Linked DNA regions of Mus musculus: regions 1 and 3 are each linked to region 2. The links are chromatin loops, found by intact Hi-C in ENCODE. Cell type or tissue: heart. All regions are shown on one strand.

Region 1 (8,000 bases), 770 kb before region 2:
CCCATTTGTGTCTAGTTGTATCCTGATCTCTGGGCTATCCAACCTCTGGCTCCTGGCCCTCTGGGCAGTTTCAAGGGTGAGCTCCCTCTCATGGCCTGGGTCTCAAGCTGGACCAGCCATTGGTTGATCCCTCCCACAATTTCTGTATCACCTTTACCCCAGCATGTCTTGTAGCCAGGACAATTGCAAATCAAAGGTTTTGTGACTGGGTTGGTGTCCCAATGGCTCATCTAGGCTCTATCTCCCCCACTGCTAGAAATCTTAACTGGCATCACCGTCATTCATTCCTAGGAATTTCCATTGCTCTAGGTTTCTAGCTCATCCCAGAGAACCCTCCCAGTTCCAGTTGTCTCTCCCTGGAGACTCTCCCTCTAGAACACAAAATTGCCTCCCCTATCCCCTCCTTTGAAACCTTACTGGGGAAAAAAAAAAGAAATAGAGAACTAGTCTACCTCCCAAAGGCTTTCTGAGGGTCAGAAGGATATACCATGTTCTGGACACTTTTTTTAAAATTTTAATTGTATTTGTAATTCATTTTTTACACTGCATATTCCAATCCACGCCCCTCCCCTCCCACCCTCCAACTGCTCCACATCCCATACTTCCTCCCACTACATCCTGTCTCCACATGGATGCCCACACCCTCTACCGCATCTAACCTCTAAACTCCCTGGGGCTACCAGTCTCTTGAGGGTTAGGTGCATCATCTCTGAATGAACATAGACCTGGAAGTCCTCTACTGAATGTGTGTTGAGGGCCTCATATCAGCTGGTGTATGCTGTCTGTTTGGTGGTCCAGTGTCTGAAAGATCTCGGGGGACCAGATTAATTAAGACTGCTGGTCCTCTTATAGGATCAATATTTTCCTCAAATTCTTTCATCCTTCCCTAATTCAGCAACAGTGGTCAGCTGCTTCTGTCCATTGGTTGGGTGCAGATATCTGCATCTGACTCTCTCAGCTGCTTGTTGGGTCTTTCTGAGGGCAATCATGATTGATCCCTTTTTGTGAGCACTCCATAGCCCCAGTAATAGTGTCAGGCCTTGGGCCCTCCCCTTGACCTGGATCCCACTTTGGGCCTGTTGCTGGACCTTCTTTTCCTTAGGCTCCTCTCCATTTCCATCCCTGTAATTCTTTCAGACAGAAACAATTATGGGTCAGAGGTGTGACTGTGGGGTGGAAACCCATACCTCACTTGATGTCCTATCTTCCTCCTGGAGGTGGACTCTATAAGTTCCCTCTTCTTACTGTCCGGCATTTCATCAAAGGTCCCTCCCTGTGAGTCCTGAGATCTGGACACTTTTAAACATTTTCAAATATGAGAATTTAATTTGATTTTAAATCCTAGAAGAATGCACTAAAAAGAACATGTTGGTTTGCAAATGAGAATTGGCCTTTATGCTTTAGTCAAATTTACTTAGTAAGTGTGGATAAATTTATATCAACTTAACACAGGCTACAGTCATATGAGAGGATGGAGCCCCAATTGAGAAAATGCCTCCACAAAATCTGGCTGTAGGACACATGTAGGGGGTTGTCTTAATTAGTGATTGATGTGGGAGTGTCCAGCCCATTGTGGTTGGGGCCATCCCTGGGCTGGTGGTCCTGGGTTTTATAAGAAAGCAGACTGAGCAAGCCATGGAGAACAAGCCAGTAAGCATCACCCCTCCGTGCCCTCTGCAGCAGCTCCTGCCTACAAGACTGGCTCTGTCTGAGTTGCTGTCTAGATGTCCTCCAGTGATAAGCAGGTATGTGGACGTGTAGGCTGAGTAAGCTCTTCCCTCCCCCTTCTGATCACGGTGCTTCAGCACAGCAATGGCAACCCTGAGACAGTGAGTTTATGAATTAAAAGTACAAACTGAAATAACAACCACAGAACAGAAAAACACACTTGTGAATTGTATATATGATATGGCTTTTGTGTTTGGCATAAGTAACTGGTACAGCTTAGGAAAAAAAAGCAATGCTTAATTTTGGGAAATGCAAATTAAAGCTACTATGAGACGCCAGCCCACTCCAGTTAGAATGGCTGTAATCAAATTAGCTGATAACAAATGTTGAAGAGAATGTGGAGAAAGAGGAACACTTATTCATTGCTGGTGGGTGTGCAGATTTCTGTAGCCATTATACAAAGCTGTGTGGAATTCCTCAAAGAATTTGCAATAGCATATAATGCAGCTATTTCACTGGACATTTACCCAGAAACCCTGTACCCTACCATTGAGATATCTGCACCCCAATAATTATAGTTGCTCCATCCTCTATAGCAAGGAAATGGAACCAACCTAGAGCTCCATCAACAAATTAATACACAATGCAAGTCTATCACACACACACACACACACACACACACACACACGGTGAAGTAGTGTTTGTCTCTACAGAAAGATGAATCACAAACTTTACAGGGATGTGGATAGACTTAGAATATATCATGTTAAGTGAGATCATTTGATCTCAGGAAGAAAACCCCATATGTCCTTTCTTGTTTGTGGATCCTAGCTCTAATGTCTGCATGTACACATGTAATTACATATATAACATTAGGAAGGAGAACATAAAGGGGTTGGGTTTGGTTTGGTTTGGTTTGGTTTGGTTTGGTTTGGTTTGGTTTGGTTTGGTTTTCAAGACAGGGTTTCTCTGTGTAGCCCTGGCTGTCCTGGAACTCACTCTGTAGACCAGGCTGGCCTGAACTCAGAGATTCCTCTGCCTCTGCCTCCCGAGTGCTGGGGTAAAGGTGTGCACCACCACCTGGCAATGGTGCAGTAATTGTAAAGAGACAAAGTGCTCCCTCATGGGCTCACACATATGATGTACCTGGTGTGGGCCCTTTGGATGCTCTCTCGAATGTAACCGGTTTTGACGTAAAACAGGTCCTTAGCAAGCAGTGTCCACGTGGGACTCCATGCGGGGCCGCTGCCTTACTGGGAGACCTGGATCTGAAGTTCTGTCTTTCATCCTTTGAATGCTCCTGTACAGTGTAGTTCTGGTAAGTACCACCAATTAGGGACCATAGTTCTTTAAACAAGAATTTCAGCTATAAAAACTATAGAGAGTGAAGACACTGAGATGTATGCTTAAATAGTCATAATTATGAATTTATAAAACAAATTCCAAGGAATGCTGACTCACTGCTACTGCATCTCAAATACTAACACACCCGGAATTACACACACTAAGAAGCTTCCTTTTTGTGGTTTTTTTGTTTTTGTTTTGTTTTTTAAAGATTTATTTATTATTATACTAAGTACACTGTAGCTGTCTTCAGGTGCACCAGAAGAGGGAGTCAGATCTCATTACGGATGGCTGTGAGCCACCATGTGGTTGCTGGGATTTGAACTCAGGACCTTTGTAAGAGTAGTCGGTGCTCTTAACCACTGAGCCATCTCTCCAGCCCGTGTTTCTTATTGTTACAATTCTAAAATATGCTATTGTTGGTGAGTGAAAGTGCTTTGCTTTAATATTTAGAAGTCAGAATAAAACAATTTTAGAGAAAGCACAGTTCTAGGATATTGCTGCCCCAGGAACAAGATGTCCAACTAAGTTACTAGACACATGGGAACGGGGGATCAACCTCATTAGTCACCGTGGAACTGCAGATCAAAAGGCAGCCAGTCTCACTTCATGACTATAATAGTCTCTAGCAAAAAGCTGAATGGATCCTCAAAGGATCTCCACATCTGGAGCCTTTCTTGCTTAGCTCCATCATGGAGCTGGGAGCCTGGTTACCAACCTTAGGGCAGCCCAGATGTGAGCTGCAGATCTCCTCGTGAACACCAGGGGAGCCACTGAACCATATACTCAACAGAAAAACTCCTGAGGGATGAACATGTCTTGCAGCCTGGTTTCCATCCCAGTTCTGACACACCTGGAGCCAGTTCCTTCACCTAACCATACTCTGTCCTCCTGGCTCTTTCCTGTATCTCTGAGAACTCCATTCTGCAAGAACAACCAATGTGGTCCCTTCCATCCTCCATCATCCATGGGAGAGATGGGAAATCCCAGGGCATTCACCAAGGAGAACAGAGCCATCCTGGGAAGGTTACGGAGGGCACGGGCAGACCTGAATCACATTTGGCCAGCACAGGAAGATGGGGAGGTCTCCCTGGCGCCCTCCATAGGAAGATGGAGCACACAGTCCTCTTTCCAGGACACACAGGTCACGTCCTCCTGCACACCCAGGATATGAAGCCCCTGAGACAACTTGTATCCTAGGATCAGACACATGACTGGTGCCATCAGTGACGATGGATCAGGTCCTACCCAGTCATCACTCAGCTAGGCCTTTCCCAACCCTCCAGATAACTCTGCCACTTCCTGCCTGGAGTAAACCCCACCTCTGTGAGCATTGAGAGCAGGGCACACAGGGCTCCCATGGGGGTTTGTGTCACTCTAGGCTATAGAAAGTACAGGAATTCCTGCTGCAGTTGACAGCCCCAAGGCCAGGGCACAGGGCACTCCTCAGCCTTGCTGCTCGGAGTATGTTCTAGAACACTGAACTGGAAAGAGGAATAGAAGGACGGGAGGCCCGCACTGACAGGAGAACAGCATTGTCAGACTCACAGGCTCCACCCCCAGCCCACGTGAATCTGGGAGGTGCCCTCCTCTGGGAGGAGAATCAACTCTGCTAAGAAGAGCAGGGCAGATACCTGGGCAGCCAGGCTTAGCAGTAGTGTTGGAGAAGAAGCTAGCAGGCAGGCAGCAGAGACATGGAGCTGGCCTCAGCACATCTCCACAAAGGGCAGGTTCCCTGGGTTGGACTACTGCTCACAGGTAAGGAGATATTCCTTCCCAGTAGAGAGCAGGGGAGCTCAGAGACTGGCTGGGGTCTTCTGGGAGAGGAAAGGAACCTGAGAAGGGACATCTGGCTTCTGCTTGAAGCCTGAGGGCAACAGGAAGCTCGGAGTATTTGTGAATGTGAATTGGCAAATGGTGAGGAGAAACTCAGTTCTTCCCTATTGTTAAGTTTATCGCGCTGGCTAGGATATCCTGAAGACTGAAGTCCACAACTCTGTCAGGGTGACTCTCCACGTATAAACCAAACTGGGGCAAATAAACAGCATCCATACTACACTGAGAAATTTGCAAATACACTAGGCTCTGGGACACTGATTTGTACACGGGTATGTGAGCGTGTTCCGGGTAGCAGGGACTAAGCCAAAATCCACCTAGCCTCACAAAACCTCACAAAGCCCTACTTCTACTGGGCAGAAAGACAGACCAGCAAGGATATCTAGGTGGGGTCAGGTTGGCAAGCACTTCAGAAAATACAAAGCAGAGAAAGACCAGAAAATAAAGGCACAGGGTCTTTATAGAAAGTCAGAAAATATAGCCCTACATCCAGCAAAGACTCTGAGTGTGAGCTGGGGTCTGAGGGCAGTGAGCGGTGAGCTGTGTGAATGCCTGAGAAGAGCGTTTCCTACAGTGGAAAGATGCAGCGTTGCTGAGGAATGGAGGTGATGAGGCTGGCTGCCACTCAATAGGACACGCACTCACAGCAAGGCTGAGAGGTTTTGCAAAGGTCCTAACATTGATAGGTCTTTCTCTCTTCCCTCTTAGCCTCACTTTTAACTTACTGGAGCCCTGCCACTACTGCCCAAGTCACCGTTGAGGCTGTGCCGCCCAACGTTACTGCAGACAACAATGTTCTTCTACTTGTTCACAATCTGCCGCAGACGCTCCGAGTCTTTTACTGGTACAAGGGAAACAGTGGGGCTGGACACAATGAAATTGGACGATTTGTAACATCCATTAATAGGAGTAAAATGGGGCTTGCACACAGCGGCAGAGAGACAATATATAGCAATGGATCCCTGTTCTTCCAAAGTGTCACCAAGAATGATGAGGGAGTCTACACATTATATATGCTAGATCAAAACTTTGAAATTACTCCGATTTCTGTGCGATTTCATGTACACCGTAAGTAATTCTCTGTAACCTCGGGGTCATGGGTAGAGCTAATCCTGCTTCCCACACAGCACTGACAAGCCTTGATGACTCAACTATGTCCCCTACATTGTGGTGGGAACATTTAGTTCGGGGCACACAGAGGGGAGAAATACAGCAATAAACCGAGATGCCTCACTTGGACTCACTCCTTCAGAAAAGAGATTGTGAGGTAACTCAGTGTGAGGATGTCAGACTCTGCACAGTAACTTAGGCTGCTTATCCTGAGCATGGCCTCGAGAAAGACCCTTCAGGGCTCAAGCAGGGCCTGCCTGAGGAAACCATGAGAATCTCACGGAGAGGTGAGCACCAGGAAACTGCTCCAGACCCAGCCTGGACTCCAGGAACCCTGGGAAGTTGTTAGCCTGGGTTGAGATTTGCCCTCTTGTTAGAGCTGACAGGGACAACGGTTGATTGTAGGCTGGTAGGCTGTTGACAGTCAGCCTAGACTAGAGCCATGTCTGAGGTAGGTCACCTGGGTATCTCCTCCTGAGACCCAGTGTGCGCTGTGTACATGGAGAGGTATGAAAGACAACTAGCCAACTGTTGTGATGTTCCTGTGAGACTTTCCAGGAAGGACAAGAGCCCTAAAATGATAGGAGAAAACCGTGTACAAATGGCAGCTCCTTGCTCTCCAGGGTGTCAGGCCCAGGGATTATTTCCTGCAGCAAATAGTAACAGACTCTGGTCTATGGAAGGTCAGATCATTGCTCCTTTTAAGGTTAACTTGCAGGCATGGCAATGATCATTTACCAACGTGCACTGTTATAGGAAAACTGGGGGTAGGAAATAGCTATTGAGTCATGGCTCCATATGCCTCGGAGTGTCTGTGGCACTAGCTTGTCTGTCCTCAGCCACACCCTGGGGACCTTATTAGCTATCCATGCATTGGAGAGGAGCAGTGGGTTCAGAGATGTTGGTTTCAGGCATGCACAGCCTGAGTGGAAGCCTGGTCCAGGAAATGAAAGTGTTGAGCAGAAGTCAGCTTTCCTCAACAGAAGCCAGGCCTGACCAGCCCACACTCTCTTCACTAGACTTGGAATCACAGGGTCCCAGGTATGCTGGTGTCCTTCCTAGCAGAGGATGAAGGAGAAGGCTTTGTTTTCTCCCACAAGAGCCTGCAACCAGCATGAGGAAGAGTGTATAATTAGCTCTTACTGTGATGGAGGAAGAGGGAAGGAATGAGCTGGAAGCCCCTTACTTACTGAGCCAGAGTCTCCTGACAGGGTCAGTGAGAATTAAATTAGGTATTGTAGGAGGGGGTCACAGCAAGACTGAGACTGTGTCAATATTATTGCAAGAAATCAGACATTTTTATACTCTTGTCAGAAAGAGAATATAATGGTGGTTACCAGGAAGAACACAATTGTAGTTGCCATGATAAAATGACAGTATTCGAGCTGGACAGGGTCCCCAAAGAATAATGTCCGAGACTAATTGTTCTGCCAAACTCTATTTGCTCTGCTGACTTCTAGAGAATGCAGAGATACAAAGATAGCTTAAATCTCCCCTGCCTGAGGGGGGCATCTAACTGAAAGGCATGAGGTGCCCCAGGAGCCATGGGCTCGAACCTGAAAACCTAGGTTAGGAACCTCTTAGGGCTGCTACACCAGGCTGAATGCAAGAGTCCCTGACACCCCCTTTTTGATTTTTTTTTTTTTTTTTAAGATTTATTTATTTACTATATGTAAGTACACTGTAGTTGTCTTCAGATACACCAGAAGAGGGCACCAGATCTCATTACGGGTGGTTGTGAGCCACCATGTGGTTGCTGGGATTTGAACTTCAGACCTTCGGAAGAGCAGTCGGGTGCCCTTACCCACTGAGCCATCTCACCAGCCCCCCCTTTTTGATTTTTAATTTCAGAGTATGCAAGTCAATCTTTAAAGTAGATATGAAGAACCGAATTAATATTAAGGCTATAATGCTTCCCAATGTGACAACAACAACAACAAATTCCCAGAGACATTCTTATGGACCGAAGTTTAATTATAGACAGAAAAAGAATGAGCAAACATCTTTGCTAGGTTTTATATGCCCTGAGGAGAACCACAAAC
Region 2 (8,000 bases):
GGAAGTCAGGACTGGAACTCAAGCAGGTCAGGAAGCAGGAGCTGATGCAGAGGCCATGGAGGGATGTTCCTTACTGGTTTGCTTCCCCTGGCTTGCTCAGCCTGCTTTCTTATAGAACCAAGATTACCAGCCCAGAGATGGTCCCACCCACAAGGGGCCTTTCCCCCTTGATCACTAATTGAGAAAATGCCTTACAGTTGGATCTCGTGGAGCCATTTCCTCAACTGAAGCTCCTTTTTCTTTGATCACTCCAGCTGTGTCAAGTTGACACAAAACTAGTCAGTACACATCCTAAGTTACTGTGCAGAGTCTGACATCCTCAGACTGAGTTACCTAACAATCTCTTTTCTGAAAGAGTGGGTCCAAGCAAGGCATCCCTGTTTATTGCTGGTTTTCTCCCCTCTGTGTGCCGTGAACTAAATGCTCCTTCCACAAGGTAAGGGACATAGTAGAGTCATCTAGGATTGTCAATGCTGTGTGGGAGGCAGGATTAGCTCTACCCATGACCCAGAGGTTACAGAGAATTACTTACTGTGTACATGAAATTGTCCAGTCAGGACCCTACGACGATAGTTTTGATCTGTCATTTCTATTGTGTAGACTCCCGTATCCTTCATGGTGACCCTTTGGATGAGCAGGGATCCATTGCTGTATAGTGTCTCTCTGCCACTGTGTACAGGCCCTTTTATAGTCTTATTAGTGCCTGTTACAAATCGTACAATTTCAGCATTTGTAGACGTAGTAGATCCCTTGTGCCAGCTAAAGGCCGAGACTCCCTTCATCATATTGTAAACAACTAGAATAACATTGTTGCCTTCAGCAGCGTGGAGTGGAAAAGCCATAACAGTCACTTGTGCAGTGGTGGGAGGGCTCCAGGAGGCTAAAAGTGAGGCTAAGAGGGAAGAGAGAAAGACCTATCAATCTTAGGACCTTTGCAAAACCTCTCAGCCTTGCTGTGCCTGTGTCCTATTGGGTGGTGGCCAGCAGATCACCTCCATTCCTCATCTTTCCACTGTAGGAAACGCTCTTCTCCGGCATTCACACAGCTCACTGCTCACTGCCCTCAGATCCCAGCTCACACTCAGAGTCTTTGCTGAGTGTAGGCCTATCTTCTCTGACCTCCTCCTCTAAAGACCCTGCGCCTTCATTTTCTGGCCTTTCTCTTCTTTGTTTTTTTCTGAAGTGCTTGCCAACCTGACCCCACCTAGATGCCCTCGCAGGTCTGCCGTTCTGCACATAGAACTAGGGCTTTGTGAGGAGGGCTAGGTAGATTTTGGCTTAACCCTTGCTGCTTGGAACATGCTCATATACCTCTTTGCAAATCAGTGTCCCAGAGCCTAGTGTATTTGCAAATTTCTTAGTGTAGTATGCAATAATTCTATTTACTTGCCCCAGTTTGGTTTTTATGTGGAGAGTCACCCTGACAGAGTTGTGGACTTCAGTCTTCAGGATATCCTAGCCAGTGCGATAAACTTAACAATAGGGAAGAACTGAGTTTCTCCTCACCACTAGCCAATTCACACTCACTGAGAGCTTCCTGTTGCCGTCAAGCTTCAAGCAGAAGCCAGATGTCCCTTCTCAGGTTCCTTTCCTCTCCCAGAAGACCCCAGCCAGTCTCTGAGCTCCCCTGCTCTCTACTGGGAAGGAATATCTCCTTACCTGTGAGCAGTAGTCCAAACCAGGGAACCTGCCCTTTGTGGAGATGTGCTGAGGCCAGCTCCATGTCTCTTCTGCCTGCTAGCTTCTTCTCCAACACTACTGCTAAGCCTGGCTGCCCTGATATCTGCCCTGCTTTTCATAGCAGAATTGATTCTCCTCCCAGAGAAGGGCACCTCCCAGATTCACGTGGGGTGGGGGTGGAGCCTGTGACTCTAACAATGCTGTTCTGTCAGTGCGGGCCTCCCATCCTTCTATTCCTCTCTTCCCAGTTCATTGTTCTAGAACATACTCTGAGCAGTGTTCTAGAACATACTCTGAGCAGAAAGGCTGAGATGTGTCCTATACCCTGGCCTTGGGGCTGTCAGCAGCAGAGGGAGTTCCAGCACTTCCTGTAGCCTAGAGTGACATAAACCTCAGGGGAGCCCTGTGTGCCCTGTTCTCAGTGCTCACTCAAAGTGTGGTTTACTCCAGGCAGGAAGTGGCAGAGTTATCTGGAGGGTTAAGGAAAGGCCTAGCTGAGTGATGACTGGGTAGGACCTGATCCATCGTCACTGATGACACCAGTCATGTGTCTGATCCTAGGATACAAGTTGTCTCAGGGGCTTCATATCCTGGGTGTGCAGGAGGAGGTGACCTGTGTGTCCTGGAAAGAGGACTGTGTGCTCCATCTTCCTATAGAGGGCGCCAGGAAGACCTCCCCAGCTTCCGGTGCTGGCCAAATGTGATTCAGGTCTGCCCATGCTCTCCGTAACATTCCCAGGATGGCTTTGTTCTCCTTGGTGAATGCCCTGGGATTTCCCATCTCTCCCATGGATGATGGAGGATGGAAGGGACCACATTGGTTGTCCTTGCAGAATGGAGTTCTCAGAGATACAGGAAAAAGCCAGTAGGACAGAGTATGGTTACGTGAGGGAGCTGGCTCCAGTTGTGTCAACTGGGATGGAAACTGCAATCCAGGTTGCAAGATAGGTTCTTGCGTATTCTTTCGTTGGTCATCCAGATCCCGGGAGCTCTGTGGGGGTCTGGCCTCTTGGCACTGTTGCTCCCTCCACTGGGCTGCAAACCCCCCTCGGCTCCTTCAGTCCCTTCTCCAACTCCTCCATCAGGGACCCCATGCTCAGTCCAATGGTTGATTGTGAGCTTCCACCTTGCCTCTGTACTTGTCAGGCTCTGGTAGAGCTTCTTAGGAGACAGACAGATCCGGCTTCCATCAGCTAGCACTTCCTGGCATCCACTATCGCATATGGGTTTGGTGGCTATATGTTGAATGGATCCCCAGGTGGGGCAGTCTCTGGATGGCCTTTCCTTCAGTCTCTGCTCCACACTTTGTCTCCGTATTTCCTCCTGTGAAGATTTTGTTCACCCTTCTAAGAAGCAGTGAAGCATCCACACTTTGGTCTTCCTTCTTCTTAGGCTTCATATAGTCTGTGAATTGAATCTTGGGTATTCTGAACTTTTGGGCTAATATCCACTTATCAGTGAGTAAATATCTTGTTTGTTTGTTCCTTTGTGACTGAGTTACCTCACTCAGGATGATATTCTCAAGTTCCATCCATTTGCCTATGAATTTCATGAAGTCATTGTTTTTAATGGCTGATTGGTAGTCTGTTGTGTAATATACCACATTTTCTGTATCCATTAGTGACCCATGGCCCTGGCCACACATGTGGCAGAAGATGGCCTTATTGGATATCAGTGGGAGGAGAGGCCCTCAGGCCTGAGGCTGTTCAATATTCCAGTGTAGGGGAATGCCAGGGCAGGAGAATGAGAGTGGGTGGGTGTGGGACCATCCTCTTAGAGGTAGGGGAAGGGAGGTGAGGATAGGGGATTTCTGAAGGGGAGACCTGGAAAGGGGAAAACATTTAAAATGTAAAAAAAGAAAATATACAAGGGGTGGTTATGCCTTTTTTCTGTTTTTTTCTGTTGATTATATGGTCCAATTTCGCCCCCTGGTGTTCAGGAGGAGACCTGCAGCTCACATCTGGGTTGCCCTATGGATGGTAACAAGGCTTTCAAAACTGTGGAGGAGCCCTTCTGGCCCACTGCTGCACCGTGGTCCCTGGCCCGGGGAGTCTGCGGACACCCGCAAGGTCCCACACAGGATCCGCCACGGGATCCTAAGACCTCTGGTAAGTGGAACACAGCGCCTGCTCCAATCCAATCGCGCAGGACCTGAGACTGCATTAATTAAGGAAGCAGATAATCCAGCCTGACCCAGGGCTCAAGTCCCTTCTGGCCCACTGCTGCACCGTGGTCCCTGGCCCGGGGAGTCTGCAGACACCCGCAAGGACCCACACAGGATCTGCCACGGGATCCTAAGACCTCTGGTGAGTGGAACACAACTTCTGCCAGGAGGCAGGTTCAAACACCAAATATCTGGGCACCTTCCCTGCAAGAGAAGAGCTTGCCTGCAGAGAGTACTCTGACCACTGAAACTAAGGATAGAGCTAGTCTCCCAGGTCTGCTGATAAAGGCTAACATAATCACCTGAGGAACAAGCTCTAACCAGAGACAACTATAACAACTAGCTCCAGAGAATACAAGATGGCGAAAGGCAAACATAAGAATCCTACTAACAGAAATCAAGACCACTCACCATCATCAGAATGCAGAAGTCAAAATATCACTTTTTGCAGATGTAGTGGCTATTCCTGGTTGTCAACTTGACAATATTTGAAATGAACTACAATCCGGAATTGGAAGGCTCACCAGTGACCCTTATCTGGAGGCTTGGAGATCCTTATCTGGATCTTGGTTTGAAGATCTTGAGCCATAGTGGCTATGGATTCCAGAAGATTGAATCTCCGAGTTTAAGAAACACACCTTTAATCTGGGCTACGCCTTTCATCTGGGATTAAAGGTGTGGTGGAACACACCTTTAATCTGGGCTACACCTTCTGCTGGAGACAATATAAGGACATTGGAAGAAGGGAGTCTAGCTCTTGCTCCTGCTCCTTCACCTGCTTGCTGCGTGAGATTGAGTAACTGCTAGATCCTTGGACTTCCATTCACAGCTGTGACTGAACGATTGTTGGGAATTGAGCTGCCGACTGTAAGTCATCAATAAATTCCTTTATTATCTAGAGACTATCCATAAGTTCTGTGACTCTAGAGAACCCTGACTAATACAGAACTTGGTACCAGGAGTGGTTCTAGAGTAACAGAAGTACAAGGATGAATCTTTTAAAATACTGGAATTGGCTTGTTGATCCACCAGCACTTTCAACTATTGAAACCTCTCCAGATTCTCTCCCTCCTGGGAGCTCAGAGAATTTTGAAGACCCATGGTTGAAACTATATTCCGAACTTAAAGAAGCTAATGACCTTGATTTTCTTAATGAATTAGGTGATTCAGTGCACAAAGCTTTCTACAAGATGGGGAAAAAATCGGAAAATGATTTTACTGGCTGGCTGCTCTTAGTATCTGTGGAAAGAATGATGAATGAAAGGAAGGAGTTGTGTGATAAAATCGAAAGTCTCCAGACACAAGTAAACGATCTAAAAGTTGCTAAGTGTGTCCTTGAGGAGAATCTTCTCTCTTGTAGCAATAGAGCTCAAGTTGCAGAAAATCAAACAGAAACTCTCATTGTAAGGTTGGCTGAACTACAGCGAAAATTCAAGTCTCAGCCTCAGAGTGTGTCGACAGTTAAAGTAAGGGCTCTAATTGGCAAAGAATGGGATCCTACAACATGGGATGGGGATGTGTGGGAAGACCATGTTGAAGCTGAGAATTTTGAATCCTCAGATTCTCAAGGGTTTGCCCCACCTGAGGAAGTAGTACCCTCAGCCCCACCTCTTGAAATAATGCCTTCCCCACATGAGGAAATTAATTTTGCAGAGTCTGCTCACGGCCCACCAATAGTTTCTTCTAGACCTGTAACCAGACTCAAAGCAAAACAGGCTCCTAGAGGGGAGGTAGAAAGTGTAGTCCATGAGGAAATTCGCTACACTACTAAGGAGCTTAATGAGTTTGCTAATTCATTCAAGCAGAAACCTGGTGAATATGTGTGGGAATGGATTTTAAGGGTGTGGGATAAGGGTGGAAGGAACATAAAACTAGAGCAGGCTGAGTTTATTGACATGGGTCCTCTGAGTAGAGATTCTAGGTTTAATACGGAAGCTCGCATAGTTAAAAAAGGTGTCAAAAGTTTGTTTGAATGGTTGGCTGAGGTGTTTATCAAAAGATGGCCTACTGGAAATGACTTGGAGATGCCTGATATTCCATGGCTTAGTGTTAATGAAGGGATTTTAAGACTTAGGGAAATTGCAATGCTAGAGTGGATATATTGTGTAAAGCATAATTGTCCACAATGGGAAGGTCCAGAAGATATGCCTTTCACCAGCTCTATAAGACGCAAATTGGTGAGAGGGGCACCAGCACATTTGAAGGGTTTTGTTCTTTCCCTTTTCCTTGTGCCAGATCTTAGCATTGGAGATGCTTCTGCTCAATTAGATGAATTAAATTCACTGGGTTTAGTTGGATTCCGAGGTAACAAGGGCCAGGTGGCAGCATTGAATCGCCCGAGACAAGGTGATTCTAGTTATTATAATGGACAGCGTAGACAAAAGAATGTTTATAATAACATACCCAGTAATGGTCAGCACAGGAGAGGTGAAATTTATAATGGCATGACTCGGTTGGACCTTTGGTACTGGCTAACCAATCATGGTGTTTCCAGGAATGAAATACATAGGAAGCCTACTGCATATTTGTTTGATCTGTATAAGCAGAAAAATTCTCAAACAAATGAAAGAAAGGCTACATTAGATCGTGGTAAACAGCAATCTCGGCCAGTGAATCAATTTCCAGACTTGAGACAGTTTGCAGATCCAGAACCCCTTGAATGAAGGGGTGGCCAGGTTCCGCTGAGGAAGGATCTTGATAAGACACTCAAAGGTTTTGCTGTTACCCTTTCTCCAGTTCTTCCCCAGAGGGACCTACGGCCTTTTACAAGGGTAACTGTACACTGGGGAAAAGGAAATAATCAGACTTTTCGGGGTCTGCTGGATACTGGTTCTGAGTTGACACTGATCCCAGGGGATCCCAAGAAACATTGTGGCCCTCCAGTTAAAGTAGGGGCGTATGGAGGGCAGGTGATTAATGGAGTTTTGACTGATGTCCGACTCACAGTAGGTCCAGTAGGTCCCCGGACACATCCTGTGGTGATTTCCCCAGTTCCAGAATGTATAATTGGGATAGATATACTCAGAAATTGGCAGAATTCTCATATTGGTTCCCTGAACTGTAGAGTGAGGGCTATTATGGTTGGAAAGGCCAAATGGAAGCCTTTAGAGTTGCCTCTGCCAAAGAAAATAGTGAATCAAAAACAGTATCGTATTCCTGGAGGCATTGCAGAAATTACTGCCACTATCAAGGACTTGAAAGATGCAGGGGTGGTGGTTCCCACCACATCTCCGTTTAACTCTCCTATCTGGCCAGTGCAGATAACAGATGGATCATGGAGAATGACAGTTGATTACCGAAAACTAAATCAGGTAGTAACTCCAATTGCAGCTGCTGTACCAGATGTAGTTTCCTTACTTGAGCAAATTAACACATCTCCTGGCACCTGGTATGCGGCTATTGATCTGGCAAATGCCTTCTTCTCAGTACCTGTCCATAAGGACCACCAGAAGCAATTTGCTTTCAGTTGGCAAGGCCAACAGTATACCTTCACAGTTTTGCCTCAAGGATATATTAACTCTCCTGCCCTGTGTCATAATTTAGTTAGAAGGGATCTTGATCGTTTGGATCTTCCACAAAATATCACATTGGTGCACTATATTGATGACATTATGCTGATTGGACCAAGTGAGCAGGAAGTAGCAACTACTTTGGACTCATTGGTAACACATATGCGTATCAGAGGATGGGAAATAAATCCAACCAAAATTCAAGGACCATCTACCTCAGTGAAATTCTTAGGAGTCCAGTGGTGTGGAGCATGCAGAGATATTCCTTCTAAGGTGAAAGATAAGTTATTGCACCTGGCCCCTCCTACAACCAAGAAAGAAGCACAACGTTTAGTGGGTCTATTTGGATTCTGGAGACAACACATCCCTCACTTGGGTGTGTTACTTAGGCCTATTTACCAAGTGACTCGGAAAGCTGCTAGCTTTGTGTGGGGCCTGGAACAGGAGAAGGCCCTTCAACAGGTCCAGGCTGCTGTGCAGGCTGCTCTACCACTTGGACCATATGACCCAGCAGACCCGATGGTACTTGAGGTGTCTGTGGCTGATAGAGATGCTGTTTGGAGCCTCTGGCAGGCCCCTGTAGGTGAATCACAGAAAAGACCTTTGGGATTTTGGAGCAAAGCTCTACCATCATCTGCAGACAACTA
Region 3 (8,000 bases), 55 kb before region 2:
TACTGCTCATCATCAAAGGAAGGCAGGACAGGATCTTAAATAGGGAAGGAGCCTGGAGGCAGGAGCTGATGCAGAGGCCATGGAGGGGGGCTGCTTACTGGCTTGCTTACCCTGCTTTCCTATAGAACCCAGGACCACCAGCCCAGGGACAGCAGCAACCACAATGGTCTGGGCCCTCCCTCATGGATCAATAATTTAAAAAGTTCCCTACAGGGTTGCCTACAGCTGTATCTTAAGAATGCATTTTCTCAATTGGAGCTCCCTTCTCTGACATGACTATAGCCTGTGTCAAGTTGACATAAAGTTATCCAGAAGACTTAAGTAAACTTGACTAAAGCATGAGGGCCAGTATTCATTCACAAAACCAACTATTGTTTTTTAATGCAAATTCTTCTAAAACTTAAAAGCAATTTAATTTTTCACATTTGAAAGTGTTTAATAGTTTCCAGAACATTAAGCCTTTGGGAGGTAGACCAGCTTGCTTGCTCTTGTCCTCCCCTCCCCTCCCCCCCCCACCCCCCCAGGTTTCGAATGAGGGTCGGTGGAGGCACTTTTGTGTTCTAAGTTTTTTTTTTTTTTTTCTGTTTTCTTCAAATAGTGAAGAGGATTGGAGCCACTTACTTTTTTGAAAGTACTTTAATTATTTGACAACTCCACACCCACGTGAAAATATACTTTGGTCATACACAACCCCATTCCTTAGTCACTGCTTCCCACCCTGCTGCATGTGTGAAGTGGACACTTAAGGGCTCCTTAGAGAGTCCATTGTGTTGGATGGTATTGCGCTGGGGCGCACACAGGAAGGAGTTTTCCTCAAGTGGACACTAGTGAGCAGGACTCCCTGCTTAAGGACATTACCCTATTGCACCATGAGGTTGAACAGCATGGTCTCTTCTGCCTGCTCTGTCCTCTCTCTGTGGAGAAGCGCTTCAGCTCCCGCACTGCTTCCGTGCCTTGCTGCTCTGGTGCCAGGCCTCTTGTCCTTCCTTGAAGCTGAACTTTCAGACAGGCAGCAGCAGCACCCAGAGACACACGGGCTGAGTCCCTAACCTCTTCTGCTCTCAGTGTGGCCTTCCAGTCCTTTCTGCCCTTCTGTCTTCATGGCCCAGTCCTCTAGAACACACTTTGAGTAGGAATGTTAATCAGGATCACTTGATTTTCGAGACCAGGTTACCCCAGGGCTAACCTCTGCCATGTCCTGGCCCTGGCCCTGCCAGCATCAGAGGGAGCCCCTGTCCTTCCTAAACCCTGTGGTTTATTCCCTCTTGTGATACAGAAACCCTGCTGAGCCCAGTCTGCCCATTGAGCAATCTCAATGCTCTGGGAAGTGGGATTTACTCCCAGCAGGAAAGTGACAGAGATTGTCTGTGAGGTCTGGAAAGGGGCCAGTGGAGTGATGACTGGGGAGGGGATGGAACCATTGTCACTGGTGTCACCAGTTAGGTTCTGATCCAGGAATGGAAGCCCAGGAACAGTTATCTTAGAAGATTTGTGTCCTAGATGTGCAGGAGGATGGGACTTGTGTGACCTAAGAGAGAATGTGGACCTCATCATCCTATGAATAGTCTCAGGGAGAGATGCTACCTGCCTGTGTGGGCTGAGCTGTGTCTGGGGTCTGTTCATGTCCTCTTGACCTTTCTGGGACAGCTTTGTCATCTGTCTAGGTGACTCCCCTATAATCACCTGGTCTCTTCTGGTGAGTGATGGCCAGGAGGCAAAGTAATATCCTCAGAGACATGAGAAGAAGACAATTTTAGAGCAGGCTTGTGGGAGATGTCTGTAGATATTGGGACTGTTGGAAACTAGGTGACTTAGTTTGCTTTCTATTGCTGTGATAAACACCACGAGCAAAGCAACTAGGGTAAGAAGGAATTCTTTTGTCTTACAATATACAATATATATATATATATATATATATATATATAAAGTCCATTTTGAAAGGAAGTCATAGCAGAAACTGAAGCAGAGTCCCTGGAAGACTGTTGCTTCCTGGCTTGCTCCCAAGGCTTGTTCAAACTGCTTTTTAATACAACTTGAGGCCACATACTCAGGGGTGGCATTACTCCTAGAGGGCTGGGTCCTTCCACATCAATTACAAATCAAGAAAACACCTCACAGAGTTGTCTATAGGCTGAGAGAGTCCATGGCCAGCAGACTAATGACCAGTGTAAGGCAAGATGGAAATCCTGTTCAACTTTAGGTCCTATGTCCTGCTGCGCTGTTTTGAATGTCCCTTTTCTTGCCAGTCCCATATTGCTTTGTTATGTTTGCTCTTAGTATATTTGACCTAAATATGGTGACTCCTATGCACTCCCCCTTCTGCTCGTGGTTGCTTTAGCCATTTGGGACCTTGTGCTTCTGAGTGAATGTAGTGTTTTCTATTTCTCTTCACAGATATGCTTTTGTGTTTTTGGAATTTGATGGGGATTGCACTGGATCACTTTTGGTAATATCATCACTGGACTGGTTTGACCCACTGGCTGCCAAGGTAATGAATGGAGACTTTTTGTGATTATGAAAGCTTGGCCTTAGCTTAGGCTTGTTCCCAACCAGCTTGTATAGCTTCAATTTACTTATTTATCCTAATCCACATGGCTCATTACCTCTCTCTTAGCCAATCAGTCCCAGCGTCTGTTTCTCCCTCTGCATCTTGCTGGCCAATCCCCTGTGCCTGATTCTTTCCCACAGTTTTTAATCTCTGACAGATGTCTCTCCTCTCCTTGCCTCGCCTCGCCCCGCCCCATCCTGCCCTCCCCCTCCGCTCCCCTCCCCTCTCCTGTCCTCTCCTCTTTGCTATAGGATATTCAGCTCTTTAGTAAACCAATCAGAAGGATGGAGAAGAATGTTTACAAAACACTTAGACAGGTAAAGTTTCATAAAAATAACAATAACAAGGTTGGCCTGTACTCAAATCTTTGCCACAGAAATCAACATTGGAATAATACAAAGGTAACCTTTACACAAGACATTATCCCAACATCTTCCCCTTTTAGACAAATAAAGGGTCTTTCTCTCAAATCAATAGATGATATATAATAAGAACAATTATCAGGTAAGAATTACATTCACAAATGTCCAGTCCTTTTTACCTGGCAACTTTGGAGAAAGTGCTCCACTATTGATCCTATTTTGGTGAGTCCAAAGCTCTGCACCTAAGTCACTTTCTATCACTATTAAAGCTTTCAGATTCTCTGACCTTTACAGCTTGCATCTGCCATCTTTAAACATCTTTGACATTTCAACAGTTATAACTTGTTTTTATCAACCTTTAAAACATCCTCTTAGATCCTGCACAACTTAAACTTTATATGTTTATAAACGTGAACCTCTTTTGTGAGTTTTAACTTTCTGAATGTGATAACAAGGAAACTTTTAGACTATAACTATATAGTCTTCATTCCCACCAAAGACGTGAGAAAGATACATTTTACCTGAGTAAACAGGAAGTTCAGAGCAAGCAGCTTCCAAAACTGTAGATATGACAGAGACAGCTGGTGTTGAACAGTCACCTGAGATGCCTCTGCAACATTGAGACATCTATGAAGTGGAAATTTCTGGTTCTTAGGAAACTCAGTTATGTTATCTGCTGTTTTGCAGGTGCATACAGGTGAAAGGATGTTTTGCTGAAGCAGACACAGGAGAGGGCCTGTGATGTTTAGAAATAATGTAAATATGACCCCACAGAGAGTGGGAGGAGGCTCTGGTGTTGGTTTGCCTTGCATCACGTTGCTAATGTTCACTTGCTGTAACTTGGTAGAGAGTAACTTGCTGAAGAACTTCTTGTGATATTCCTTTGGCTACTTGCTGACTCTGCAGACTCAGGCCAATAGGTGGAGCCATGTGGTTTCTTCTGAATTGAACTGCCATTGCTGAGTTGTGAGTGGTTATTGCCAGGTGGACTGGACTGCTGCTGCTGATACATGCTGGTGTTGTTCTAGTGGACTGCTGCTGCTGCTGATACATGCTGGTGTTGTTCTAGTGGACTGCTGCTGCTGCTGATACATGCTGGTGTTGTTCTAGTGGACTGCTGCTGCTGCTGATACATGCTGGTGTTGTTCTAGTGGACTGCTGCTGCTGCTGATACATGCTGGTGTTGTTCTAGTGGACTGCTGCTGCTGCTGATACATGCTGGTGTTGTTCTAGTGGACTGGATTGCTGACGATGAAGATTGGAATAACCCCAAAGAACTATTTATAAACAGGTCTACAACCTGTTTCCTATTAACTGTTATTTGATTTTTATTTTTAAATGTATGTGGGTACACTGCCACTGTCTTCAGACACAACAGAAGAGGGCATCAAATCCTGTTACCCATGGTTGTGAGCCACCATGAGATTGCTGGAAATTGAACTCAGGACCTCTGGAAGGGCAGTCAGTGTTCTTAACTGCTGAGCCATCTCTCCAGCCCCACAGTACCACAATTTTTGCTGGGTCTATTTTTTTGCTAACTGATGAACTCTCATTTTTCCTTTCAGAATCAATTCAGAAACCTTTCTACATAGGTCTTTAATTTCTTACTCTGTGTGTGTGCTAAGAATATGCACTCTACAATATCTTTTCTGTGCATAACAATTCCTGAAGGAGAATGAATAGAAGGCAAAAGACTAGACAACTTTTAAACTTGCCAGTTCATTTGGTGCCCAACATGGAATATATTATCCATACCTTTAAAATCCATGTTCAGAATATTAGACAAGAGAATAGAAAGCAGAAAAAGGGTAGAAAGCAGAGAAGGCAGAGATCCTGCAGAGCTACAAGGTCGAGAGCCGCTTGCTGTGTCCTGGGGTTGGGAGAGCACTGGGTGGGATTGCACATGGGAGACAGAGCTGCAACCGGCTATGACCCACCTTCTACATGCTAGGGACTGTGGGTAACAGTCCAGCTCGATATAGATTTAGGCTAACAGCTGGCATGGAACTAGGCATTTTGCTCCCATTGGAGAGATACTGAGTGATCTGCATGCTGCAAAGGGAGGAATCAAGCACAGGACTGCAGAAGAGACTCCTGCTATGCACACAACAGCAGTTACCTAGCATCTACAGCTTCTCAAAGGCCAATTGCTCAGGGCTTATAGAACAGAGCTCTCAAAGTACAGCAAGGTGCCTGCCAGAGAAGAACAATAATACCCCAAGAGAAGCTGCAACAACAACAACCAACAAATCCTGGCTTTTTTACTGGAGCCTCGGGGTGGCAGTGGAGAAGGAAGCAGTTCTTATCTAGGTGTAGGTGGGAGGCTGATGGAGCTGTTCTCTTGGGCTAAAAGCTTATCTGAGGTGGGGCAATACCAACTTGTTAGACCCAGCTGAGGGGACTCATCTTGGCCTGACTCATGCTGGCTAGAGGAGAGAACTCCAAGGTCTGACAACTTCCTAGATTGGAGGAGAGATCTGGATGTGATGAGGGAGCTGTTGGCATTTTGTCTAGGCTCCATGCCACAGTTACATGGCAACAGCCAGGTATGCCTGACTCACTATAAAGGGGGCTGCTTGCCCCTCCTCTCTCTCTTGCTCTTCTCCTCATACTCCTGCTCCCTTACCCTCTTCCTCTCTTTCCCCATTGTCCTCCCCCCTTTCTCTCCACGTGCATGCTCACAACACGCCTCTCCTCTCTCTCTCTCTCTCCCCCCTCTCTCTCTGCCTTTCTCTGTCTCTACTCCCACAACTCGTCTCATGTCCTGAATAAACTCTTTTCTATACTATACTGTCATGTGGCTGGTACCTCAGGGGATGTGGACACAGAGGCCCCCCTCTTCCTTCTTCTTAACTCTTGAGACTCATAATGGTTTTCTGTACCTTCTTAAAACAAAGAGCCTTAGGAAAAAGTTATAGAAAATTTTATAATTAAAAGTGAAGGTGAAAGAGAGAAATTTGGAAGAATGAGACAGGCCTTGGAAGAAAAATTGGTCAGACTGAAGCGCAGAGAGAGAGAGAGACAGAGAGAGACAGAGACAGAGACAGAGACAGAGAAACATGAAGGCAAGGTTTAGAGGAAATGATACTAAAATTAATAAATCAAAATAAAGAAGCTACTAAAATATCAGAGATACAAAATATGGAAAAATATGGAAGCAAGGCTTAGAAAGGAAGGTACAAAAATTTATAGGTAAAAATGAACAACACACAGAGAGAAATGAAACATGAAGACAAGCCTTAAAGAAGTTACAAAATTACTATAAGTCAGGTTGAACAAAATGGTAGGATGGCAGAGATACAAGCACAAGAGAGGTATGAAATATGGACACAGACCTTAAAAAGGAGCTTAGAATATTAATAAGTAAAAATAAGAAAAAGCTGGGCAGTGGTGGTACATGCCTTTAATCCCAGTACTTGGGAGGCAGAGACAGGTGGATTTCTGAGTTCGAGGCCAGCCTGGTCTACAGAGTGAGTTCCAGGACAGCCAAGGCTACACAGAGAAAAGCCTCTCTTGAAAAACAAACAAACAAACAAAAAACAAAACAAAACAAACAAACAAACAAACAAAAAAATACTCAGATAGAGATAGAAGATAAAAAGAAAGCCAACCAAAGGTTATTAGAAAACAAAGTTTGGCTTATCTAGTTAGTATGCAACAGAGGCCACACATTTATAAAGAATATGCTGGATTTTTAAAAAATTATAGAAAATGTTACTAACTTTTGGATACACTCACCATTCATAAAACATAGCTTGTCTTCTTTGATGATCAAAATAGAATAATCCCCCTAGACTGGAACTTTGTAAGAAGATCGGTATTAGAACCTGAGCCACAGTTACAGTGGCTTTCATGGTGGAGAAAAGCAGCTAAGGAGATAGCACAGAAATATAGAGCCGGAGGTACTACTATTTCTAAATACCAGCAGACGGTCAATATGCTGAGGAAGGGATGCAGATCGTATATGATGAAGAAACCTTGGAATTGTGTTGCATGGCAGCGGCAGGCTTAAATGCCTGGAACAAGGTTGAAGAAACAGCAAAAAGACTTGAACCTTGGTTAAACAAGGTCCAAAGGAAACATTCACTTGAATTTTTAAAGATTAACTTCAGCTGTAGGTGGAAAGAAATCAGATCCAGTACCTAGGAGAGCATTAATTGAACCTTTGGCTTTTGAAAATGCTAGTGCCAAATGCAAATTGGTAATCAGACCCTTAAAGGCAAGACCAGAATCTACATGAATGGATTAGTGCCCTGACCTGCAGGAATAATCAGCAGGGACCCAGGGCAAGGGAGTGAGAGAGTGGGAGGGAAAGAGACAGGAAGAATGAGAGCAAGTCAATCATACTGATCAAGCTCTAAAAACATTATTCAGGAGTGGCAATATAAGCATAAGCGGGAGGTGGGGGGCTCCAGAGGAGGAGGGAAGAGCCCAGGGGCTCTCTGAAGGTCAGGTGGCAATCTTCAGCTCCTGGAAACAATGGTCACTGTCCTCTTTTCCCACAAACATTCTTATTGTTACGACCATGAATGTTCTCTCAAGATTCTTTATGTAAGCTAGAAAATATCCACAAGGCCATGGCTGAGGCCATGGCTCCCGGCATATCCTCCCTTTTAATTATTTTCAATAAGGCCCCATGGAACTGGGGTGATCAATATTCATCTCTTCCTTGGATGAGTGGGCGTTAACGGGATGTGGGGGGGAGCATTGACCTGATTCCTCCTGTGGGTACCATCATGACCCACAGTCATGGCTCTTGGTATCATTTGGGGAGGGGAGGCAGAGCCTTAGAAAAATCCTTAGGATAAGGTTGAAAACAGATACCAACCTCCTTGCAAACCAGGTTTGTCTCATGGGGAATTCAGAGATGGTCCGTGTTAGTCCTTCCCCTGTGGTGCTTAGCCTTGCAACCCACCCTGGTGCCCATACTGGATTCATTTTATGAAGAACCAGTATGTACAGGTCTGACTCCTATGCAGCTCCTGAAGGAGAATTATCAACCTCAGGTTCAGCAAGGCCTCTGTCAGCCAAATCAAGTCTATGATAATGAATTTGCAAGGGTCTCGATGCCAAGGAATCAATTCTGCTCT

Evidence for each region. A loop is a pair of places that touch in the nucleus more often than their neighbours do. Peaks named below come from ENCODE experiments on the same cell type or tissue, not always from the same donor. Only the 100,000 strongest peaks of a DNase experiment are listed, where the experiment ranks them.
Region 1: it touches region 2 in a loop (22-fold over the local background); 3 of 42 quality-filtered maps call a loop at or near these places.
Region 3: a loop joins it to region 2, with 3 times the contacts of the local background. A loop is called at or near these places in 30 of 42 quality-filtered maps.

Annotation. Positions count from the first base shown.
Region 1 is chr7:24,772,570-24,780,569 of GRCm38, forward strand. Ceacam10 (carcinoembryonic antigen-related cell adhesion molecule 10) reads left to right here and starts at 4,635. Exons shown (of 4, transcript NM_007675.4): 1 at 4,635-4,770; 2 at 5,557-5,916. The coding sequence starts at 4,707. In heart, no CTCF peak of the experiment used is centred here; no DNase peak of the experiment used is centred here.
Region 2 is chr7:25,538,042-25,546,041 of GRCm38, forward strand. Ceacam2 (carcinoembryonic antigen-related cell adhesion molecule 2) reads right to left here and starts at 1,963. Exons shown (of 9, transcript NM_001113368.1): 1 at 1,660-1,963; 2 at 533-892. The coding sequence starts at 1,723. The region is part of intron 6 of 4732471J01Rik (RIKEN cDNA 4732471J01 gene); the gene reads left to right. In heart, a CTCF peak has its summit at 3,605 (motif pointing left); no DNase peak of the experiment used is centred here.
Region 3 is chr7:25,482,569-25,490,568 of GRCm38, forward strand. The region is part of intron 4 of 4732471J01Rik (RIKEN cDNA 4732471J01 gene); the gene reads left to right. Gm38967 (a long non-coding RNA gene) reads right to left here and starts at 4,273. Exons shown (of 2, transcript XR_881898.3): 1 at 3,432-4,273; 2 at 618-1,123. In heart, a CTCF peak has its summit at 3,816 (motif pointing right); no DNase peak of the experiment used is centred here.